Linked DNA regions of Homo sapiens: region 2 is linked to region 1. A link is a loop called in an ENCODE intact Hi-C map of the cell type or tissue named here. Cell type or tissue: endothelial cell of umbilical vein. All regions are shown on one strand. Each heading gives the region's core, and the rest is flanking DNA. Links, peaks and the distances in the headings are about the cores only.

Evidence for each region. Peaks named below come from ENCODE experiments on the same cell type or tissue, not always from the same donor. Only the 100,000 strongest peaks of a DNase experiment are listed, where the experiment ranks them.
Region 2: it touches region 1 in a loop (6-fold over the local background); 14 of 110 quality-filtered maps call a loop at or near these places.

The regions. Positions count from the first base shown.
Region 1 is chr1:176,894,985-176,900,371 of GRCh38, forward strand. The region is part of intron 16 of ASTN1 (astrotactin 1); the gene reads right to left. Among named protein-coding and RNA genes, the nearest start is that of MIR488, 130 kb to the right of the region's middle. In endothelial cell of umbilical vein, for the core only: a CTCF peak has its summit at 2,970 (motif pointing right); a DNase peak (open chromatin) is centred at 2,557.
Region 2 is chr1:177,923,252-177,928,638 of GRCh38, forward strand. No RefSeq gene overlaps it. Among named protein-coding and RNA genes, the nearest start is that of SEC16B, 44 kb to the right of the region's middle. In endothelial cell of umbilical vein, for the core only: no CTCF peak of the experiment used is centred there; DNase peaks (open chromatin) are centred at 3,170 and 3,860; H3K27ac peaks cover 3,357 bases.

The DNA.
Region 1 (5,387 bases), core at 113-5,112:
GCACCCAACCTCCCAGCGACACACAGAGTTGGAAATGGCCCTTTTCAGTGAGAATCTAGGTTGTTCCTTTTCTGAGAATCATCAGCTCCACTGAATCTCTAGAGGGATCGGGCTCCATGCTGATGACCCTCAGCAAGAATACAAACCATAACAGTGATTGTTCTATGACTCAATTTCTTCATCTATGAAGTAAAGATACGAATAGTATCTATGTCTAGCATTGGGTAATGAATGAATGGCAATTCCTTTTATAAAGCACATAACACAATGGCTAACAAATGGCAAACCATCATCATAATAGTTTTAATTATAAATATAGCTAAGATTTAGGAAGCCTGTACTATAAAAGTGAGATCCATTCAAGGTCTACTTTAACCTTTATGATAACTCTCTGCATGGCGTTCTATCATTATACTCAGTTTATAGATGAGGAAAATGAGGCCAAGAGCTTCAAGGTCCCACAGCTAGTAGATTGTGAGAGCTGGGATTTGAATCCACTTTTGTCTGATTCTTAAGTCTTTTAGGTCAGAGAGGAAGAAGAATAGAACTCTGCTTCATTATTAATCAATGTATTGAAGATGGGAAGGGAATTTTGACTTTTTCAAAAAGATTTGCACTCCAAAACTTGAGAGATGGGTCCACATCAATTTTGTTTGTTGAGTAAAGGATAGTTAAAGAATCTTTTGGTCTACTTTTGGTGACAAACATAGGAATTGCCTACCAGAGAATAATGGTTTGTTCTTTATACAAGAAAGCACTGCTTGGCATTTCTCTTCCCAGTCCTCATGATTCTCCATTTAACTTATTAATTCTAAAGGAAGATTGAAGTAGTGTTTGCTGACAAAAAAGCACTGGGTTTCTGAGATTCATCACTTCTTTTTGCACAGTTGTAGTCCTGAATGTGAAACAGCTTCAGAGAGACCACTAAGCTTTTGGACATCCTGGATATATACAGGACATTCATTCTGGCCCTCTCAGACTCATGAAGAATGCAATGGACAATGGGCTGGACCTTTGGAGGCACTGGTTGGAAGGATTTTTAAAGTGGTACCCGAAGGTGATTGTAGATATGACTCATCGACTTTATAAAAGAGTTCTCTCTTATGGGGTCCAGGGAGCTCTTTGTGATTCCCTTCTTGTTTGCTATGTAATATGAGCCCATTTAGAAACATCACGAGGCATTTCAGCATTGTTGTTTCCCAGAGGAAACAATGAGGAAGTTTTACCTAGCACGTTAAGGCAAAGGACTCTATGACTATAAATATGGCATATAATTCATCGCATACTTGCATTTTGTTTAATAATCGACCCAGAGCCAAGCTCAAACCCTTCCTTGATTATAAGAGAACTGTATAACTACTCAAACCAAAAATAAGAATGACGGCTTCAAATAGAACTAGCCCTCAAATCACTTCACCCATGACTAAATTTTCACTGACAGGGAGGCTTACGCAACCCAGTCAACTGTGTGGCTACGGGTATTTGCAAAGTGGCCACAAGCTGACCCAAGACTCCCCCCTCCTCCAGCCCCTCACCAGGCCCCCAATCTTTTTCAATATACTGTACGGATTGGGCGGAGCGAGTGCGGGTGGGGTGAGGTCTTTGATCCTTGGTGTGATTTCTGGGCAAACAGCCCTTCATTAATGCCTCATGGCATTTCTAAATGGGCTCATATTACATAGCAATCAAGAACAGAATAGCAGAGAGCTCTCTGCACCCCATAAGAGAGAACTCTTTTTATGAAGTCGATGAGTTGTAGCTCATAATCACCTTCTGGAACCACTTTGCAAATCCTTACAACCAGTGCCTCCAAAGATCCAGCCTATCAAGCATCACATTCTGATGAGTCTGAGAGGAACAGAATGAGTGTTCTGTGTGTGTCCATCATTCCCCAAAGCCCAGTGGTCTCTCTGAAGCTGTTTCATGCAATGTATGGAAAAGGGCTCAAGCATTTCAGAAACCCAGTGCTTTTTTGTCAGCAAACTCTACTTCATTAAGAAAGTAAGTAAAGGGCGGACGTGGTGGCTCACTCTTGTAATCCCAGCACTTTGGGAGGCCAAGGCGGGTGGATCACGAAGTCAAGAGTTCGAGACCAGCCTGGCCAACATGGTGAAACCCCGTCTCTACTAAAAGTACAAAAATTAGCTCGGCATGGTGGCGCACGCCTGTAATCCCAGCTACTCGGGAGGCTGAGGCAAGAGAATCGCTTGAACTCGGCAGGTGGAGGTTTCAGTGAGCCGAGATCACGCCACTGCATTCCAGCCTGGGCTACAGAGCAAGACTCCGTCTCAAAAAAAAAAAAAAAAAAAAAAAGGCAGTAAGTAAAATCCCGGCCCCCCCACCAAAAAAAAATCAGTAAAGATACAGTTTCTTTTCAAAAAAGATTATTGAAATTTCGCCATGCAAGTCTTGCCAGAGGGCTTGAGGGTCTCCTGGTTGGCTCTTACCCACCTTCTAATTATACGCATTTCCTAACTGACCCGCAGCCCTCCTTGTTGAGAATTTGTTCGAGTCTGGGAAAAGAATTTCCACGACATGACCGCTAGATGGTGATATAAGTCTAAAATGACTTTCGTGAGCGGGAGGAAAAAAAAATGGATAAATCTCACTTTGGCACTGTAGAAAATAAACTATGAAAAAGTAACACACGGCTACTTTAAAAAAATGTTGTGGAGGTACAATTTTTCTTTAACCGGAGAATAAAAAATTAGAGACTAAAACAATTCCGTAACATTTACCCGACAGAGAAAAATATAGAGGGGCATAGATGATGACAGGATAATTAAAGGAAAATTAAATTCCGAAGGGAAAATAACCCCTACCCCCAATATCCTTAACATGGAGTAAACACTACTTCAAAGGGGAAGTAATATGCCACCAGTGCCTTTTCTCGCACCTTAAATCCCCAAATACCCAGGCATGCTCCCCACGCCCCCTCCTCTCATTACTAAGCATGTACCGTGCTCATGACAAATGCGGCCACTAGAGGGCGCTGCGACCACAAACACTCCGGAGCTGAGGGTCCGAGGGCCTTCCTGCCCTCCAGCTGGCCATCGCTGGGTCCTGTCATAGCTGTAAACATCTGAGGGGTTGCTCCCCTTGCTACTGTTTTCTGGCGATCCCAATTAAAATCAAGATGCAGCGAATCCCCCTCAAAGCCCTTCAGTTCTAGATACCTAGCAAGATTAGGGAGTAGAGAGGAATGGGAAGGATGTAGAAATCCGTGGAGGGAACCCACCAAACTCTTGTTTTAATTCAGAATCATATTTTCTGTCTCCGGAAAACCTTCAGGTCCACATAAAAAGAGCCCCGCCGGAGGCCAAGACCCACTGCCTTCTGGTCCCCTCGCCAAACAGGATGGGGCTGTCTGGAGAGGAGCTGGATTTGCACAGGAGTGATGAGCAGCAAGCTCCCAAAAGCTATCTATTCAGTTTCCAGCAAAGAATAGAGATGTGTGTGTGAGGGAGATTTTTCAAAGAAGAAATGCATTTCCTATGTTCAGTTAAAGATACAATTGGGAAGTACTCTTTAAAATGATGGAGTCCAATGGTGAAAGCCCAGATAAATCTCCCTTAGCCCAAAGAGAGCACCTATAACCATCACGTCTGTGGTAAGTGAGAGTCGTTCAGGTCCTAAAAGCTTCAGGAGAGGCTGATCTTTGACCGTTGCTTTTAACTCCTCCTGTGTGGGAGTGAACAGTGGGGGAGGTTTGTGTGTGGAGTGTTGCAGAAGAAGACCCTGCCTTACTTCCTTGTGAATCAATGGCTCACCCCCTCCACTGCCCACACCTATTACAGTTCTTTAGGGCATCTTCCCTCTTCTACCCTCTAGAGTCTGAGTAGAACTGCTCTAGAGGTTGGAGACACTATGCTGTCTTTTAGCAAAATAAATATTCTAGTCCAATAAATACACTGCCTCTCTGGACAGAAGAAATAAGCTACAATTAAGGTCTCAAAATCTTATAATTGACAAAGGTGCCTTTTGATAAAGAATACCCAGGTGTGGCTCCCTCCCACCTCTGTTTGCAGAATTCACTCCACTGTTGTCAGGGAAGGTCCGGAGTCCAGTCAGGACACTTCAGTTTCTTACAAATAGAAGAACATCCAACCTGGAATGTAGTTAACAATCCTAAAACTGCAAAGCATTTTGCAAATACAGCTTGCTATAAATAAATGTCATTTGCTTTAGGCTAAATCTGTATCCTACAGCATACAGTGGATGAGTTTCCCCAATAGAATATTGTGGTATGAGAATATCGCGTCCTTAAAGCTCAACATGTCATTGTGGATGTGCACATGGCCTTAGGCATGTATATAGTGGCCCACCTAAATTCAGGAGCACATGAGGGTGACAAAAGTGACCGGCCCATTCTCATGCAGGGTCTGCTCTTCTGGTGGTAACTGACAGGCCATGAGGTGAATTAGTTGTTAGGAAGTAAATTGGTACAATTCCTATAGGATTCTGAGGCTGCTTAAGAATCTCTCTCCTGAGTTGCTGCCCAAGGCAATGAGATGCTAATGACATCACGGCTAGAATGACAGAAGCAGTTCATTAGGCAGCAAAGAAATCAAATGCAAGCTAATCAAATCCCAGCTTTTGGAGACAGCTTAGGATCTACAGGAAAGAAGGCTTGATGTGGGGCAAATGAAGCACAGCCACCCTGAAGCCCACCAAAACCCTGCATTCCAGGATCTACCCCAACCCCCACCCCAGTCTACTGCTCAAGCCAGATGTCCTCGAGTCATCAAAATTCACACAGAAGTCTATCCACCCAGTCTCTAATCAGTCTCTTGGGATGTACAATCATGTCTTTGGACAGAGAGATCACTATGGACTTAAAATGAACTGCTAGACCTGCCATGATGACATACTCTCTGAGCTCAAATAAAACACAATGCAATGGATTAATAATTAGGGAAAAGAAGATAGGACATAAACTGACCATCTTTTTCTCCACTTCTACATGAAATAATAAGTGCCTTGGGGTCAGGAACTATGTCTTTTTTACCTTTGAAACGTCTTTGCCTAGTTTAGTTCTACATATCTATCTCCATATATCCATGAACATATTGGAGTGAATATATTAAGTCATGATCTTAGGTTCACATTTTTACAAAAAGTCAAACACAAAGAAGAAAACCAAACCATTTGTAAACAGTTCTCTAGTCCTTTACTAACACATCAAACAGTAAAGAAGAAAGGAGAAAGCATTATTCTGATGACAGCCAAGTCTATATACCTGGCCAGGATCTCTCCCACAAGTAACAAAACCTCAATATGCTTGCTTGGACATCTACTTATATGTCCTACAGACACCTCAAACTCAACATGTCCCAAACTGTGGTCGTCATTTCCTCCGTACTCTCCTCAGCAGCTATTCCTCGTCG
Region 2 (5,387 bases), core at 197-5,196, 1.0 Mb after region 1:
GACATACTTAAAGCCAACCATCTAGCTAGCAGAAAATGTGAGCCTGGAACTGAAAGTCTTCTCCTTCTTACTACAGTATCTTCCCCCAAGACTACAAAGTCAGCATCTACAAAGTGAGAAATTGGGAACGATTGTTTTCTTTACAAATAACTCTTTATTTCAGGGGGTTAATAACAATTACCTTTAAATTGCAAGCTACTCCAGTGCCTTTAAAAATTAATTTGATTTAGAAAATGTCAATGTATCTGCAACTCGTCAGTAATATACCTGTTGCTCAAAGCAAATGAGGCTGGATCCCGACTCACAGTTTTAATTGATGTGTATTATTAGGATGACTAACGCCATCTGTGGGCTTGGGGTTGGTTTGTTGTTGTTGTTTGCAAAGAGAAGCAGCTGAAAAATTAAATAAAGAAATCATGACTCTAAGGCTCTCATTGGTTCTTACTTAATTCATGGGCATTTATCCAAATACTCAAAGAAGTGGAATGAAATCTTGAAGCACAAAACTCAAATTATTTTCACTCCAGGACAATGAGGTTTTCTCATGATCCCAAATCATGATTGTAGAACACCAAAACAATGAAAAACAGTGATTATCTTTTACATTCCAAAATGAGCCCTTAAAACTCAGAGACAAGTTTTAAAAGTCAAGGCCTTGGATTTCTAAGAACCAGTTTGGGGAAACACAAAAATTAGCTAAAATTTTCTAGCCAAAAGTCTGGATGTATTGACATAGGATCTGTTCCATCCTGTGCTGGTAAGTGGGACTTTATGGAGTCTTCGTAGTATCAGCCACTTGGAAGATGCTTCATGGAGAGGCTGTCTTCTGCGTAATCTTCTCTTGGCAATAAAGAGTAATTGCGAGGAAGGGGAAGTGAAAGAGGCTAGGAGTGGAGACTGGGGAAAAGAGACATTCCAAAATGAGCTTCATGGGATGGCACCCACATATGTGCAACACACAAAACCATATACACTCCTCACCTGGGGCCCTTGCCTTCAAACGCATTCCATTGCAACATTCACAGTCCTTTCCTGCCTCCAAATCAAGAGCATGGAGAAGCAGGAAGAATTTCTGCAACGGCAATTTGGCAAGTCTAAATCAGATCATCGTCCTTTCATAGATCATGGTGGTATTTGTGATCACAGTACACTATTACCCTTGTTTATCCAGACTTTGTCTGCATCCACCACATCTTAAGGCCACTTTAAACTTGGCCAACAGGTATGCTACTCTACACAGCTAGCAGTGAACTTCACTTTCATCTTAGCCTATAGGGATGATATAATTTGAACATATTATATACTTCCCTCAAAATTAAATATGTGAAATTCCTATATTATTAAGGGATTGAAGCTACAAAGTTATTTGTACATATATTTAGAACAGTTCTCACATTATGCAGAAATTTCTATGTTTACATGTCTGTCTCTCCCACTAGACTGTAAGTATTTTAAGTGTCGGAACCATTTTTGTTGGGAAAACAGCAATGCCTGACGTGCCATTCAATTAATATTTGATAAATCAGTGAACAAATGTACACATGCCCAGGGATAATGTGGCTAAGGGCCCAGATTCTGAGATCAGACTACCTGGATTCTAATTCCAGCTCCATCCTTACTAGCTGTGTATGTTTGGACAAGTTACCTCACCTCTCTATTCAGTTTTTTATTCCTAATATATGTTGAAATCACAATACTATATACTGCATAGAAAGTATACATACATAGAATGCATGTGTCTGACACAAAATACTCAATAAATGTTACACTATTATTATTGAAATTCAGGATGTCTGACCACTGTAGCTACCAAAAGACTCCAAGCATTTATCTGGTTTAATCTCCTAAAACCCCATTTTGTAAGACTTCATTTCATAAGCTGAGGCATGATTCAATGGCCTTCCAAAATGTGAACGAGTTCCCAGGCACAGGTGGTGGGGAGCAGCTGTTTTCCATCTCTGCTGAGGACCAGCTAAGAGTCTTAAAGAGCCACATGAGTGATTGGAGTATAAAGTATTAGAAATAGCTTCCTAACGTTTGAGGAACCACAGGCTGAAACCTCAAAGGAAGCCATGGAATCCTGCTCTATTGAGAATTCTTTAAAAATTGGGTAGGTTAACTGGCTCTCTCTAAGGTAGGTAAGGGCCAGGAAAACATCTCACAGTAAAATAACAAGCAGTTTGCAAAGGTCAGTTGAGTTTGAGTTAAACTGCTGTTGACCCTGATTATCTGGAAACAGGAATATACAAAAAGAAAGAAAGTATGGGAACAAGATTCCTCTACCTAGTGCGATTGTAAAGAAAACATTTTCATATGCTGTTAATCCTTGTTCAGAATAACTTTAAATCTCATTAAGAAACCATTTCTAAAGGACCCGAATGAATGATGCCTGGTATAAGTATGGCCAATTAACGAAATGAAAACAGGCCGTTGTTGAGGCCACATTTAGGGACAACCTCAGTTAAGTACCTAACATTCTGTTGCTTGCAGATCATGCTTCATGCAATTTTCAGCTTAAGACAGCAAACAGAAGAGGGAAAAAGTCACTTCCATTCCACTCTTTGGGGGAAAAAGTGAGAGAGAAACTCATGTGATTGGAGAGACCCAAATTACACACCTATTATTCTTTTCAAGAAGAAAGAGGGTTTTGCACATTCCCTCTTGGGTAGAAAATCTTCTGATTTTAGTGAAGAAGTAGATGCAGTCTCTTGCTCCTCTTCTTGGTTACTCAGAGGAAGAGACCAAAAAGAAAGAGACTTTCTAGGGGAAAACAAAGCTAGCAGAGGCTTTGATCCTGAGCAACCTGAAGCCTGCGAGAGGGCTGAACAGAGAGGACACACAGGTCACTGAGGACTCACGGCTCATTTACAGCTCTATAGCCACATGAGGGGATTAGACAGAGGGCTGGAATGGTAACATGTGATAAAGACCCTGAAATGGAATTTAGTGGTTTGTTCACTTTCAAATTATAGAACATTAAGTTTAAATGTTTTCATATAAATATTGAATTATATGTATATAGCAGAATCATAAATTTGCACACTACTACTCAGCTTTTCAAGGAAAGTGTGGCTCATTTCCTATGACTGATCTATTTTTCCTCCAAGCTTGGATCCTGTTAAGAAGCAGGTGAAAAAACAAACTTGCCAATTAATATTATCTCAGGCTCTTCCCTTTCATACCATGTCTTTTGATCTTTCATTTTTTGAGAGAGAAAGAGAATTCTGTTCATTCTCTCTCCCCAAACAGCTCATGGTGATGGAAAAGAGGGCTATGACCTTCACAGTGTGGCCTATTCATTGCTGGTGGCTGGTCTGGCCCACTCCTGACCTTTTGCCTTTTGGGATACTACTTGTCCCATCTGGCCTTTGGGGTCATTATGCAATTATTCTCTGCTAGAGTCTACACTACAGCAGGCTTCAGGGAGCTCGGAGCTCTGCCTCAGATCCCCAAAGCCAAGCTGCTATGGCTCCCCAGACACATTGGACACACTGCCAAGCCAAAGCCAGCTTCTCCTCAAGTCTTGCAGCCTCCCTTCCCAAGATTACCAGGGGAGCTAGAGGAAAGGGCCACTAGCCCAGTATGCTCCCTTTCATAGCAGTGTATATCTGTCACAACCTGCTCTATTTCCCAAGCCTCCTTCCCAAGCCTCCACCTTATCAAAGGAGAAAACAATATTTTCTTCTGACAGCTGCACTTGCTTTGTTTCACTACAACAGATTTTAACCAGTTGAAGTTGTAAAATAACCATGACCTTTAGCAATACCACCACCACTACCCAAAGAACACAGATGGGCAACTAAGAACTGGGAGTGACCCCAGTTCCTCAGACCCTTACTGGACCTAACATTCCTAACCAATGAGCAACTGGGCTTGTTTTAACCAAGCATACACAGATTAACGACACATTCGGACTTTGCCAGAGTAAAATCTTTCAATTATGAATCACCATAAACACCAAGAACCTCCTCCCTTCCTAGTGCACAGAAACCCCTGACTCTTCCTCTTCAGAAAGTATATTCATTGCTCTGTATTCCTTTGGCCTGGGAGGTAACTAAACTCAGTGCTTGCTTTGTTGAGCATGACAGTAGCCACTGGTATTCCATGAATTCTCTTAACGGGAGGAGGACATGAGGACACAGGCATCCGACATCTGTGCCTTCCTCTTTGGTCTGCAATCTCCTCCCCTAAAGTGCTTTATTTCTTGGACAGGACCTCCCCTACGCCATTGCTCCCATGGGCACAAAGCCTCATGGCCTAATGTTGGTGTTAGAAGGGATGCAGGAAGAGAAACTGACTTGGCAATGACACATATTGAGAAGTATGTTTTAATCATCATTCCTGTCCTATACAGGTATCAAGAACAAAAAATCTATAGTCAGATCTGGTAGGCCCAAAAAAAACAGTCCAGATCTTATTAGATTGCAAATTAACAATAAAAGACACTGTAATAAAGTACAGTTGAGCTTTGAACAATGTGGACATGATGGGCACTGAGCCCTGCAAAGTCAAAAATCCACATATGATTTTTGACTCCCCAAAAACTCAGCTGCTGATAGCCCACTGTTGACTGGAAGCCTTATTGATAATATAAACAGTCAATTAACACATATTGTATATGTTATATGTATTATACACTGTATTCTTAAAGTAAGCTAGAGAAAAAACATGATTAAGAAAATCATAAGAAAGAGAAAATATATTGACCCTTCATTAAGTGAAAGTGGATCATCATAAAGGTCTTCATCTTCATAGTCTTCACATTCAGTAGGCTGCGGAGGAGGAAGAAGAGGGGTTGGTCTTACTGTCTTGGACAGGCAGAGGCAGAATAAAATCCAAGTATAAGTGGACCCACACAGTTCAAACTCATTTTGTTCAAGGGCCAACTGTACCTAGCATATACCAGGCCCATTTCTAAGGGCCTAACTCATTTAATTTTTGCAATGTCCCTGTAGGGCAGGTACTATGATTATTATCATCTTAATTTTATAGATGAGAAAACTGAAATACAAGACAGTGAGGTAACCTTGCCCAAAGTTACAGGGTGAGCTACGGATGAGCCAGGATGCAAGACTAAGCAGTGTGGCTCCTGTGAAACTCACACACTAATGCCACAGCACCACCACTGGATGTCAGCATACCAAATTGAAGGAGCAGCAGCCTTTTAAGGAAAAAAGCGGAACAGCATTTACTGAGGGCCTTCCAGGTGCAAAACATTTATGCATACATTTTCTAATTTAATCTAAGAGGTTAAAAACAACTTTTTATGGAACAAAATATACAACACTTAGTTCAGTTAGTAAAGTGACTGACTTGCATCAGAGGAGCTTTTTGTTCATATTTTTTAAATTGGAAAAATAATAAAATTAGAGTAGACTTAGAAGTTA